Regions from separate parts of the Homo sapiens genome. Here region 2 is linked to region 1. The links are chromatin loops, found by intact Hi-C in ENCODE. Cell type or tissue: testis. All regions are shown on one strand. Links, peaks and the distances in the headings refer to the core of each region. The heading gives the core; the rest is flanking DNA. Region 1 has its middle 3.4 kb from the start of LINC02129. Region 2 has its middle 3.4 kb from the start of IL21R-AS1.

Evidence for each region. Peaks named below come from ENCODE experiments on the same cell type or tissue, not always from the same donor. Only the 100,000 strongest peaks of a DNase experiment are listed, where the experiment ranks them.
Region 2: it touches region 1 in a loop (3-fold over the local background); 83 of 110 quality-filtered maps call a loop at or near these places.

The regions. Positions count from the first base shown.
Region 1 is chr16:27,177,300-27,182,673 of GRCh38, forward strand. No RefSeq gene overlaps it. Among named protein-coding and RNA genes, the nearest start is that of LINC02129, 3.4 kb to the left of the region's middle. In testis, for the core only: a CTCF peak has its summit at 2,353 (motif pointing right); a DNase peak (open chromatin) is centred at 2,402.
Region 2 is chr16:27,454,136-27,459,494 of GRCh38, forward strand. No RefSeq gene overlaps it. Among named protein-coding and RNA genes, the nearest start is that of IL21R-AS1, 3.4 kb to the left of the region's middle. RefSeq lists an enhancer at 2,917-2,966. In testis, for the core only: CTCF peaks have their summits at 3,170 (motif pointing left) and 3,375; a DNase peak (open chromatin) is centred at 3,166.

The sequences.
Region 1 (5,374 bases), core at 50-5,049:
TTTGAGAATATAAAGGGCTGACATGAAGGGCTTACCACTGTGCTTGTCCTGTGCACGTGAGAAGCCCTCCTAAAAATTGTCTTTCGTCTTTGGAGGGGATAAGCTGGACCCTGAAGAGTAAGTAAAATATGGCAGCATCTTTGCATCTCATCCACAAATTTGAGTTGCTCAGAAATACATCACTTCTTAAAAATGTTCGGTGACTCACTGAATCTCCGACTCATATCCTCCACGTTGCTGCGCTGGCATAAAAGTAAACTTCAGTCCTTCTTGACTTTTCCATGCCTTTCTGGGGTTGGGTGTTGGTTCTTGGGTTTCACACAGTGCTGAGAGGCGTCTAGGTCCTCCATCCACTTGGGTGACCATTCAGCTCTTCATCCTTCCGGTCCACATGACCCCTTCCAAATTAGAAGCCTCGGCTGCTCTCAGAGCTCGCTTGGGGCCCCAGGCTCTTCACTGAAGCTGCCTTGAGCACCATCATCCAGAGCCACAGACTCATATGCCCAAAGGGACCAGGTTCATCAAGGAGACAAAGTGGACTGGCTGGCCAGGTGCGGTGGCTGACGCCTGTAATCTCAGCACTTTGGAAGGCCGAGGCGGGCGGATCACCTGAGGCCAGGAGTTCAAGACTCGCATGGCTAACATGGTGAAACCCCGTCTCTACTACAAAAATTAGCCAGGCACGGTGGCGCGCGGCTGTAGTCCCAGCTACTCAGGAGGCCGAGGCAGGAGAATGAACCCGGGAGGTGGAGACTGCAGTGAGCTGAGATCGCGCCACTGCACTCCAGCCTGGGTGACAGAGCGAGACTCCATCTCAAAAACAAACAAAGTGGACTGGCTGTGACCCAGCAGCAAGAGGTGGGGACTGTGGGGACGTATCATGTTTGTGCCAGGCTCACAGGCGTGCCTCTGGAAACACAGGCCTAGCGCTACCAGATCTCTTTATCCAGACAAGCTGCAAATCTAAATCTGAACTTTCAAGAGAAATTTGAAATAATCTATCTTTTATTTTCGATGTTGTTGTTGTTGTTGTTTTGGTTTTCTGAGACAGGGTCTTTCTCTGTTGCCCAGGCTGGAGTGCAGTGGCATGATCATAGCTCACTGGGCTCAAGTGATTCTCCCGCCTCAGCCTCCTAAGTAGCTGGGACTACAGATGAGTGCCACCACGCCTGGCTAATTTTTTATTTTCGTAGAGATGGGGGTCTTGCTATGCTGTCCAGGCTAGCCTCAAACACCTGGCCTCAAGCAATCCTCCCACCTCAGCCTCCCAAAGTGCTGGGATTACAGGTGTGAGCCACCACACCCAGCCTCAGTCTTTTAAATTTTGGAAATCCATCAGAAAAAATTAAAACACTACATGGGCCAAACCAAACGGCTGTGAGCAGGATTCAGCTCAAGTGGGGATGAGTTAGGGTTTCCGGGCTTGGAGGCAGCCTCTTCTCCAGGGTCCTGCTTCCTCCCCAGGGAGGTGCCAGGAAGCACAACCCCAAGACCCACAGCCCAGGATCCCACTACTCCCTCTCTCTCTTCTCTCTCCCCCAGCCACAGGAAGTCTCTCTGCAACTGGGAGAGGAGTTCTGTTCTCCCCACTGTGGCTCCAAAACCCTTGGTGGTACCTCAAATCCCCTCCAACCCCTTAGTTCTTCTGAGGACTCTCTAAATTCTCCTAAAAGAGAAGAAAAGCCAGAAAGATGTATGAGCTATTTCTTGTTCCCCTTCTGCTATATCCCTCCCCTGAGGCAACAGCTGCCTGTTTTGATGAGAAGGAAAAGGAAGAACAAGAGGAAAGAAAAACAACCGAAAAAGATAAAATAATATATCAAAGCATTATGATGCTTTGTGCACAAAAGCAGATAGGAGGAGGGGAGGGAGGGGGACAGAGCACAGGGAAGTTAGGTCACGGGACCACAGATAGGATTGAGGCCATTCCTCCGAGTCCTGGGGCTCTCTGTGGAGATGGGAAGATGGAGGGAGAACTGGGTTAGATGGGATGGTTGGGAAGTGACATTTGAGCCGAAACCTGAAGGATAAAGGAGCCAGCCATGCAACCAACCCGGGAGAAGGCCCGTTCCTCTGCTTCCTTCCCAAGCAGACGCTCTCTGCTGCTCTGAGAGCTCACCTGGGACCCCAGACTCTCTTCCAGGAACAGAAAGTGCAAAGATCCCAAGGCATTTTCAAAGGGAGCAAGGAGGCCCAGCACGAGACGGGAGAGGGACGGCAGGTGAGGCAGGGAGCAGCCAGTCATGGTAGGGGGTTTGGGTTTTGATGTAATGCCATTTGGAGGGTGGTGAGCCTGCAAAGGGCATGAACTGATTATTTCATAGTTTTATGAGATCATGCTGGCTGCAGTGTGGAGAGTATACTGTAGGGGGCGCGAGAGCGGCAGCTGGGACCCAGTTAGGAGCTGTGGGAGTTGTCTGGGCGGGAGGTGGCGTTGGTTCAGACCCTGACACTAAAGCAGGAACTGGAGCCTAGTGCTCAGTTGTAAGGCGTATTTTGGAAATGCTGCTGGTTGGACCCGCTGATGGAGGGCATGGAAAAAAAGGATTCAGCGACGAGTCCTTGTTTCTTGCCTTGAATATTGTAGAGTGTCAACTTGTGTCATTCACTCATCTCTTTATTCAGCAAATATTTATTGAATGCCTACTACGTATGAGGCATTGGGCTGGATCCTGGGGAGCTACAGAGATCAGGAATACAGGGTTGATGGCCCCAGAGAGCAACCCTTCAGTGACCTGGGCTTTCTGTGACCCCCGAGCTGCATATAGGGAGAGTCAAAAGGGACAACTTGTTCCCTCAAATGAAAAATTCTGCATTGATTCAGCAAACATTTACTGAGCATCTACTATGCAGCAAGTACAGTTCAGGGGCAAACGAGACAGACAAGGCCCCTGCCATCATGAAGCTCCTATGGAACAGACAGAAAACAAACATTTAAAATATCTATGTGTTTTGTTAGAAGGGTTCTGTTAGGGAGAAAAAGAAAACAAGAGAGGAGGTGCTAGGGTTTGAATGTATGTGTTCCCCCAAACTTCCTATGTTGACACCTAACCCCCAAGGTAATGGCATTAGAAGGTAGGGTCTGGAGGAGGGGATTACATCAGGAGGGTCCCACCCTCTTGCACGGGATTACAGTAGTGAATGCCCCCATCCACGGTTTCAGCTCCCTGTGGTCAACCACCATCCCAAAATATTAAATGGAAAATTCCAGAAATAAATATTCATCGGATTTTTATTACACTATAGTGTTATAATTGTTCTATCTTATTATTAGTTATTGTTGTTAATCTTTTACTGTGCCTAATTTATAAATTAAACTTCATCACAAGTATGTATGTATAGGAAAAAATGTAGTATATATAGGCTTCAGTGCTATCCGTGGTTTTAGGTATCCACTGGGGGTCTTGGAAAGTATCCCCCTAGGATAAGGCGGGGGCTACCGTAATACCCTCATAAAAGAGGCTTCAGACAGCTGCCTGGCTCTCCCACCTCTCTTGCTATGTGAGGACAGAGCATTCGTCCCCTTTTGTCCCCTTCCACCATGTAAGAACATAGTAAGAAGGCACCGTCTAGAATCAGAGTGAGCCTTCACCAGGCACTGAATCTGCCAGCGCCTTGATCTTGGACTTCCCAGCCTCCAGAACCATGAAAAATAAACTTCTATTCTTTATAAATTGCCCAGCCAGGGGTATTTTGTTACAGCAGCACAAACAGATTGAGACCAGAGGGCAGTGGGTTGGAGAGGGAGGTTATAAGAAATAGTTCTAAGAAGTGACATTTGAGCATGGATTTGAAGAGTGAGCCCCATGGAAATGGAAGATGGATGAGGAGAGAAGAGCCTGAGGGACCCCAAGGAGGGGGAGCACCTGGCATGTTCCAGAAGCAGCTGGAGGTGGAGCTGCTGGTGCACACCTGGAGAGGCAGCAGAGAGCAGGGATAGAGGGTGGAGGAATAACAGAGGCCACATTGGTATTGCCTTGTAGACCATGGTGAGCTCTCTGGATTTCATCCTGAGCGACATGGGGACTCATCAGAGGGTCCAGCTCACCAAGGTCCACTACTCTCCGCTACTCCACTGCCCTCCATCCCATCTACCAAGCCCCTCAAGTCCCAGGGAGGGCCAGACACAGCCCCTGACTCTCAGGAGCTTCTCCAGCTCACCCAGCTCATCTGGTGTCTCTGTGGGGCTGCAGCTGGCAGCGCATGTGATTTACTCGTCCCTCCCCGAGCTAGTGTATTTGGGGGCATCTGCTCCATTTTTACTGCTTTTGGCCGGGGCTTTGGTACTCCTTCACAGATCAAATCACCGCCTCCCTTCCCCACTAATCCCAACAGCTGGTTACTGCTCACCGATTCCCCTGCTCTGATTGTCAGGGGAAGAATTATAAATAAATGTGTATAAGCAAACAGATGCTGTCATTTAAAAAAATCAATCCATCTAGCAAAAATGCCCCACTTAAGACTGAAGTGGCATACTGCAGAGCATGTGTCTTGGTGGCATTTTAATGAAATCAGAAAAAACAATGGCAGAGCTCACTAACAATAGATTCCAAAAGAGAAAATGGACAAGGACAGAGAGAGAGAAGAAGTACAGACACACTGTGTGGCTCCGATGGCCAGGACCCCAGGCCATAGAAGACAGGCAAGTTTCCCTCTCTGTCCCCTACCTGCTTCTCACTTTCTCCCTTGTTCAGCCTTCCTTTGCCTCTTCAACCTGTTTATGACATCAAATCAGACTCATTTGTTATCTTTTTTGTGAGTCTCAGAAGCAGGTGGCAAAGTTTTTGCCCACCTTATGGTTTCTAGAAACCTAAATCCAGAATGAAGTCCTGCTTGTCCTCCTTGCTGTCCTAGGCACACAGCTCCCAGCCTTGCTTGTGGTCAGCAATGTACTGAGAGACAAATGGAATGGGAACAGAAGTCACCATTGCCTGGTCTGTCGCATAATAACCTCCCACATGAGATCTGCCATTGTCTTACCTCAATCATGGGCTGAAGGAAGAGGACTTGGAGACTTCTGCAGGGGTTAAACCCTCAGATGGAAAAAGTGCAGATCCCTGAATGACTGCATGGAGCAGAGCCTCCTTTCCATCCACATCAGGATGTGATGGGAGGGAGAAATAAATGTAATATGTCAGGCCACTGAAATTTTGGAATAATCTGTTACTGTGGGGTTTCTACTCTAATACACAATTAGTTCCAAAATTCATTCATTTGTTCTTTATTCACTCTGAGCATCTGATAAAAATAGCAGACATCACAACAATCTGGGGAAACGAATAGCATGAGCCTATTTTTCAGATGGAGAAACTGAGGTTCAGAAAGGTTAGGTAACCTGCTGAGATTTATGCTGCTGATAACTAATCACAACACC
Region 2 (5,359 bases), core at 360-5,359, 280 kb after region 1:
AGGTAATTTACAAAGAGGCTTAATTGGCTCTCAGTTCTGCAGGTTGTGCAGGAAGCATGGCACCAGCATTTATTCTGGGTGAGGCCTCAGGAAGCTTCCAATCACAGCAGAAGGCTAAGGGGGAGCCTGCGTGTCACCTGGCAAGAGTAGGAGGAAGAGAGCAAAGTGGGAGGTCCCAGACTCTTTTAAACAACCAGATTGGCTGGGCACGGTGGCTGACGCCTGTAATCCCAGCACTTTGGGAGGCCGAGGTGGGTGGATCACCTGAGGTCAGGAGATCGAGACCAGCCTGAGCAATATGGTGAAACCCCATCTCTGCTAAAAAAAAAAAATACAAAAATCAGCTGGGCTTGGTGGCTTGTGCCTGTAGTCCCAGCTGCTTGGGAGGCTGAGACAGGACAACTGCTTGAACCCAGGAGGCAGAGGTTGCAGAGAGCCGAGATCACACCACTGTACTCCAGCCTGGGCAACAGAGCCATACTCTGTCTCAAACAAAACAAAACAAAACAAAAACAAACAAACAAACCCACCAGATCTCCCATGAAGTGACTGAGCGAGAACCCACTCATCACCAAGGGGATAGTGCTAAGCTGTTCAGGAGGGTCTGCCCCCATGAATCACCTCCCCGCAGGTCTCACCTCCAACGTTGAGAATCACAGTTCAACATGGGATTTGGAGGGGACAAAGAGCCAAACCATATCACCCCATTCAAAGGGCCCAGAAGACCAGGCTCCAAGGGCAAGTCATTTGCTGTCGCTGCGCCTCAGTTTTCTCTTTTATAAAGTGGAGGTTAGGAATCAGCCTCTTGGCTTGCTCCAGGAATGAAAACAGAGGGTGGAGCAAGCCCTTATTAGATGTCAGTTGTCTTAGTGTTTTTGTTTGTTTTTTGTTTTTGTTGTTTGGTTTTTAGACAGAGTCTGACACTGTCACCCAGGCTGGAGTACAATAGCGTGATCTCTGCTCATTGAAACCTCCGCCTCCCAGGTTCAAGCAATTCTCCTGCTTCAGCCTCCTGAGTAGCTGGGATTATAGGCACGTGCCACCACACTTGGCTAATTTTTGTATTTTTAGTAGAGACGGGGTTTCACCATGTTGGCAAGGCTGGTCTCGTACTCCTGACCTGAAGTGATCTGCCCGCCTCAGCCTCCCAAAGTGCTGGGATTGCAGGCGTGAGCCACCACGCCCGGCCAGAGGTGCGTTGTCTTTCTATCATCACCTTGAGCTAGGCTCCAGGTCAGAGGAGAAGAGGGCTGTGGCCCCAGCCCTTCCCAATCTCCTTCCCAGAGAGTTCATAAATGCTTCCCTCCAGATGCCTTGAAGCTTGCACTGCTTTCTGCTGGGATTCAACGAACACATAACCCCAGCTCTCCAACCATCAACAGTTCCTGCGAGATCTCAGCCTGGGATGCTGTCTGGGGGTCCCAGATGCTCTAACAAGGGAAGGAGACAGAGGGAAGTGAAGGCCCAGAAAAAGGCAGTGATTTGCCTGGAGTCCATCATGCTCTGCCCCATTCCTGAGCTCCTTTTGGTCCCCCCGCTGGAGGTGAAAGCCCCTTCCTCCCTCCTATCTGGGGATGTTGTTTGCCTGAGCCCGGCTGCTGGCCCCATGGTATGGCACAACCCTGCACAGCCCACCCAGTCCCAGGGCACCGGTGGAACCCAAGAAGGGGACTTCCGGTGGAAGATGGAGCAGTGAGCACGTGCACTGCCCCTCCCAGGAGCCCATTCCACTGACAGTAAAGGAAGCAGGCGCTTCCTTTAAACTCTCGACAGGAAAGAAAGCAGGCGCTTCCTTTAAACTCTCGACAGGAAAGAACAAGGAGAGGACTTGTCTGCCATCAGGAAACACCCACGCATTCGTGTAAGATGAGAGGATGGAGTCAAGTCTGCTCGGACGTCACCTTCTCCACTCTGGGTTGGGTCCTTTATTCAAAGTGCAACACCCCACTGCCTGGTTTTGTTTTTTCCATCACACTTATTATACCTTCTCATACATTTGTGTTATTTATCCATCATATTTACTGTCTATCGCCACTACAGCAGGGATCTAATTCTCCGCTGGGTCTCAGAGCCTAGAATAGTGCCTGGTATAGAGCAGGTGCTAAAAAATATTGAATAAGTGAATGAATGAATGAATCAATCAATGGTAGAGCAGTGACTGGCAAAGCAGTATGGAGAGAGGAGGCAACCATCTGCCCCAGACCTAGAAAGGGCACAGAATGAGGTGTGGAGATGAAAACAGGCCGCCTCCTGGGGAGTCTGTAATGAGAGCAAGAGCCCTTCCTTCATTGCTCAGACCATGGGGCAATCATAGGTCTTCCCCCTGTGTCTAAGGGTGACAAATGTGAAGGTTCTTTCAAAAATCGATGGCCCCAGGCCAGGCGTGGTGGCTCATGCCTGTAATCCCAGCACTTTGGGAGGCCGAGGTGGGTGGATCACCTGAGGGCAGGAGTTCGAGACCTGCCTGGCCAACGTGGCAAAACCCCGTCTCTACTAAAAATACAAAAATTAGCTAGGTGTGGTGGTGGGCGCCTGTAATCCCAGCTACTCTGGAGGCTGAGGCAGGAGAATCACTTGAATCCAGGAGCCGGAGGTTGCAGTGAGCCGAGATCGCACCACTACACTCCAGCCTGGGCGACAGAGTGAGACTCTGTCTCAAAGAAAAAAAAAAAATTGATGACCCCAGATAAGAAACCCTTTCATCCTACTCTTTAGGGAGTCTCCCAGCACAATGCTGGCTCCCCCCCCACCCCAAAACAAATCCCATCCCTGGAAGGCGGTGTGATGGGGAGGTCCCTGAGGCTGGCAGACTGGGAATACCAGCAGATCCGCTTTCCAGCCTCCAGCCCTGTGGACATGATTTTACCTCCTGCACCTCAGCTTCCTCATCTATGAAATGAGTATACTGATCAGGCAGACGTCTTAGGGCTATTGTGGGGCCAGAAGTTAATGTGTGTAATGTGCCCAGAACAGTGTCTGGCATCTGGCAGATGCTCAGGAAATCTTGTTGCTAGGATATCATCCATTTTATGGATAAGTCATGCCCTGCCCCAGTCAGTTCTTACTGGCCTCACCCTGGAGCCTGTATGGACCAAGAGCACCTGACATTTGGAAACCAAGGCGAAGTAATGGGAAACAGAGACGCTTGGGTGGCTGCTGCCACCTGCTGGTAAGCACTGCAATATGCAGGTGTCGGCTGAAGGCAGTGCCCGCTCGCTCTGCTGTCCAGGGGGAAAGGGCCACAGAAGTGCATCTGCCTGGCGCTTATAAAGGGGACCCTGGACAATCACCACAGCAGCCCTCTGCGGTAGAGAATACGGGCGATGAGGACAGGGTGAACTGGCAGGGGTTTGCTTAATTCAACAAAGGCTGACTTCTACCCTTTGGGTGGATGGACCTGCGTTGGGCATTGGAGGTAAGGAGGGAGACTCCACGCAGGCACATACATGCACACTCACACACACACATGCCCACACACAAATACATACATACACAGCATGTATGTGCACAGATACACACATTCGCGACTTCAAAACGTTTGTGGAGGCCGGGCGCGGTGGCTCACACCACCAACATGGAGAAACCCCGTCTCTACTAAAAATACAAAATTAGCCGGGCGTCGTTGCGCATGCCTGTAATCCCAGCTACTCGGAATCTGAGGCAGGAGAATCGCTGGAACTCGGGAGACGGAGGTTGCAGTGAGTCCAGATCACGCAATTGCACTCCAGCCTGGGCAACAAGAGCGAAACCCTGTCTCAAAAAAAAAAAAAAGAAAAGAAAAAGAAAAAGAAAAAAAAAAAGTTCATGGAAAATGAATTCAAAGATTAAAAATAAGAAACAAACTGTCTTTCTCAACATAAGTTCCATCAAGGTCAAGACACTTTGGTGGGCGATGAGACCAGCCATTCAGCCCCTCCCTGAAAAACTGAGGGTCCTGGGAATTTTACCATGGCAATGCCATCTTTTTACATTATTAACTGAAGAAAAGTGCCCTTTAAAGTTTTTTTTTTCTTTTTTAGGAAACAAAAAGAAGTCAGAAGGAGCCATATCAGGACTATAAGGTGAGTGCCTAATAATTTGTCATGGAAACGCTTGCAAAATTGCCCTTGTTTGATGAGGAGTGAGCAGGGGCATTGCTGTAGTGGAGAAGGACTCTCTGGTGAAGCTTTCCTGGGTGGTTTTCCACTAAAGCTTTGGCTACTTCCTCAAAACACTCCCATAATAGGCATGCTGATGCAGATGTGCCAGGGGGTCGGTGAGTGAGCCGTGCTGAGGGCGTGTTTTATGTTACAGGCCCGGGCTTCCCAGGGCGTGCACAGACAGATATGGATGGAAATGGGAAGAGGGAAAGTGGGAGGGGCCCTGAAGGAGAGGGGCCCACAGGCTTTAGCCAGATTTGAAATGTTGTATTTAACAGACAATGCATTCATGTATTTGCTTATCTAAGAAAAAGAAAAAAGAATTAAGAGTGAGGAGGGCAAGACTGGGGGGTATATGGAAGCTGGGGACACAAAGCCAAGGTGTCCGGGCCTCGTGCAGGTGCCCATCTGGGCTGTGCATTCCCTGGCCTCTCTGCAGGAGACCAGGAGCCACCACCTAGCACTGTTCTGGCAGCTGCAAAAGGGCCAGAGACCCATTTTTGCCCCTTCGTAGGTTTTGTTTGGTAGTTAGTGCTTAATGTTTCTTTCAAATTTGCATTCCTTCACAGCCTGGGCATACACATTTTAGTTTTCCACAGTTGCTATCACTCCCTAGTATTTAACCCAAGGCCCCTTTCCTCTCATTTGTTACCTGCCTGGCCCCTGAAGGCATCTCAGCTCACAACTACTGGTCAATGCTGTGGCTTCTGGAGATTTCTGTGCAGAGCTTGGAGGGGCAGAGAGCTGTCTTGGAAGGATGGATGGATGGATGGGTAGATGGATGGATGGACAGATGAATGAATGGATGGGTAGGTGGATGAATGGACAGATGGACAAATGAATGGGTGGATGGGTAGGTGGGTGGATGGATGGATGGATGGACAGATGAGTGGATGGATGTGTAGATGAATGCACAGATGAATGGATGGTGGGTGGATGGATGGGCGAATGGATGGATGGATGGATGGATGGATGGATGGGTAGGTGGATAGTTGGGTGGATGGATGTGCAGATGGATGGATGGACAGATGGGTGGGCAGATGAGGGGCTTCATGATGGGTAGGAGGGAGGGGAAGAAGCAACAGATTATCCTTGGGCAGAATGGGGATGTGGACTGGTGTTCACAGAAGCCCCATTTCACCATCTGAGAGCTGTCCCCACCATCCCTATGTCCCATCTCCCAACACATGCCCACACTCTCCATCATCTGGGAGGCACAG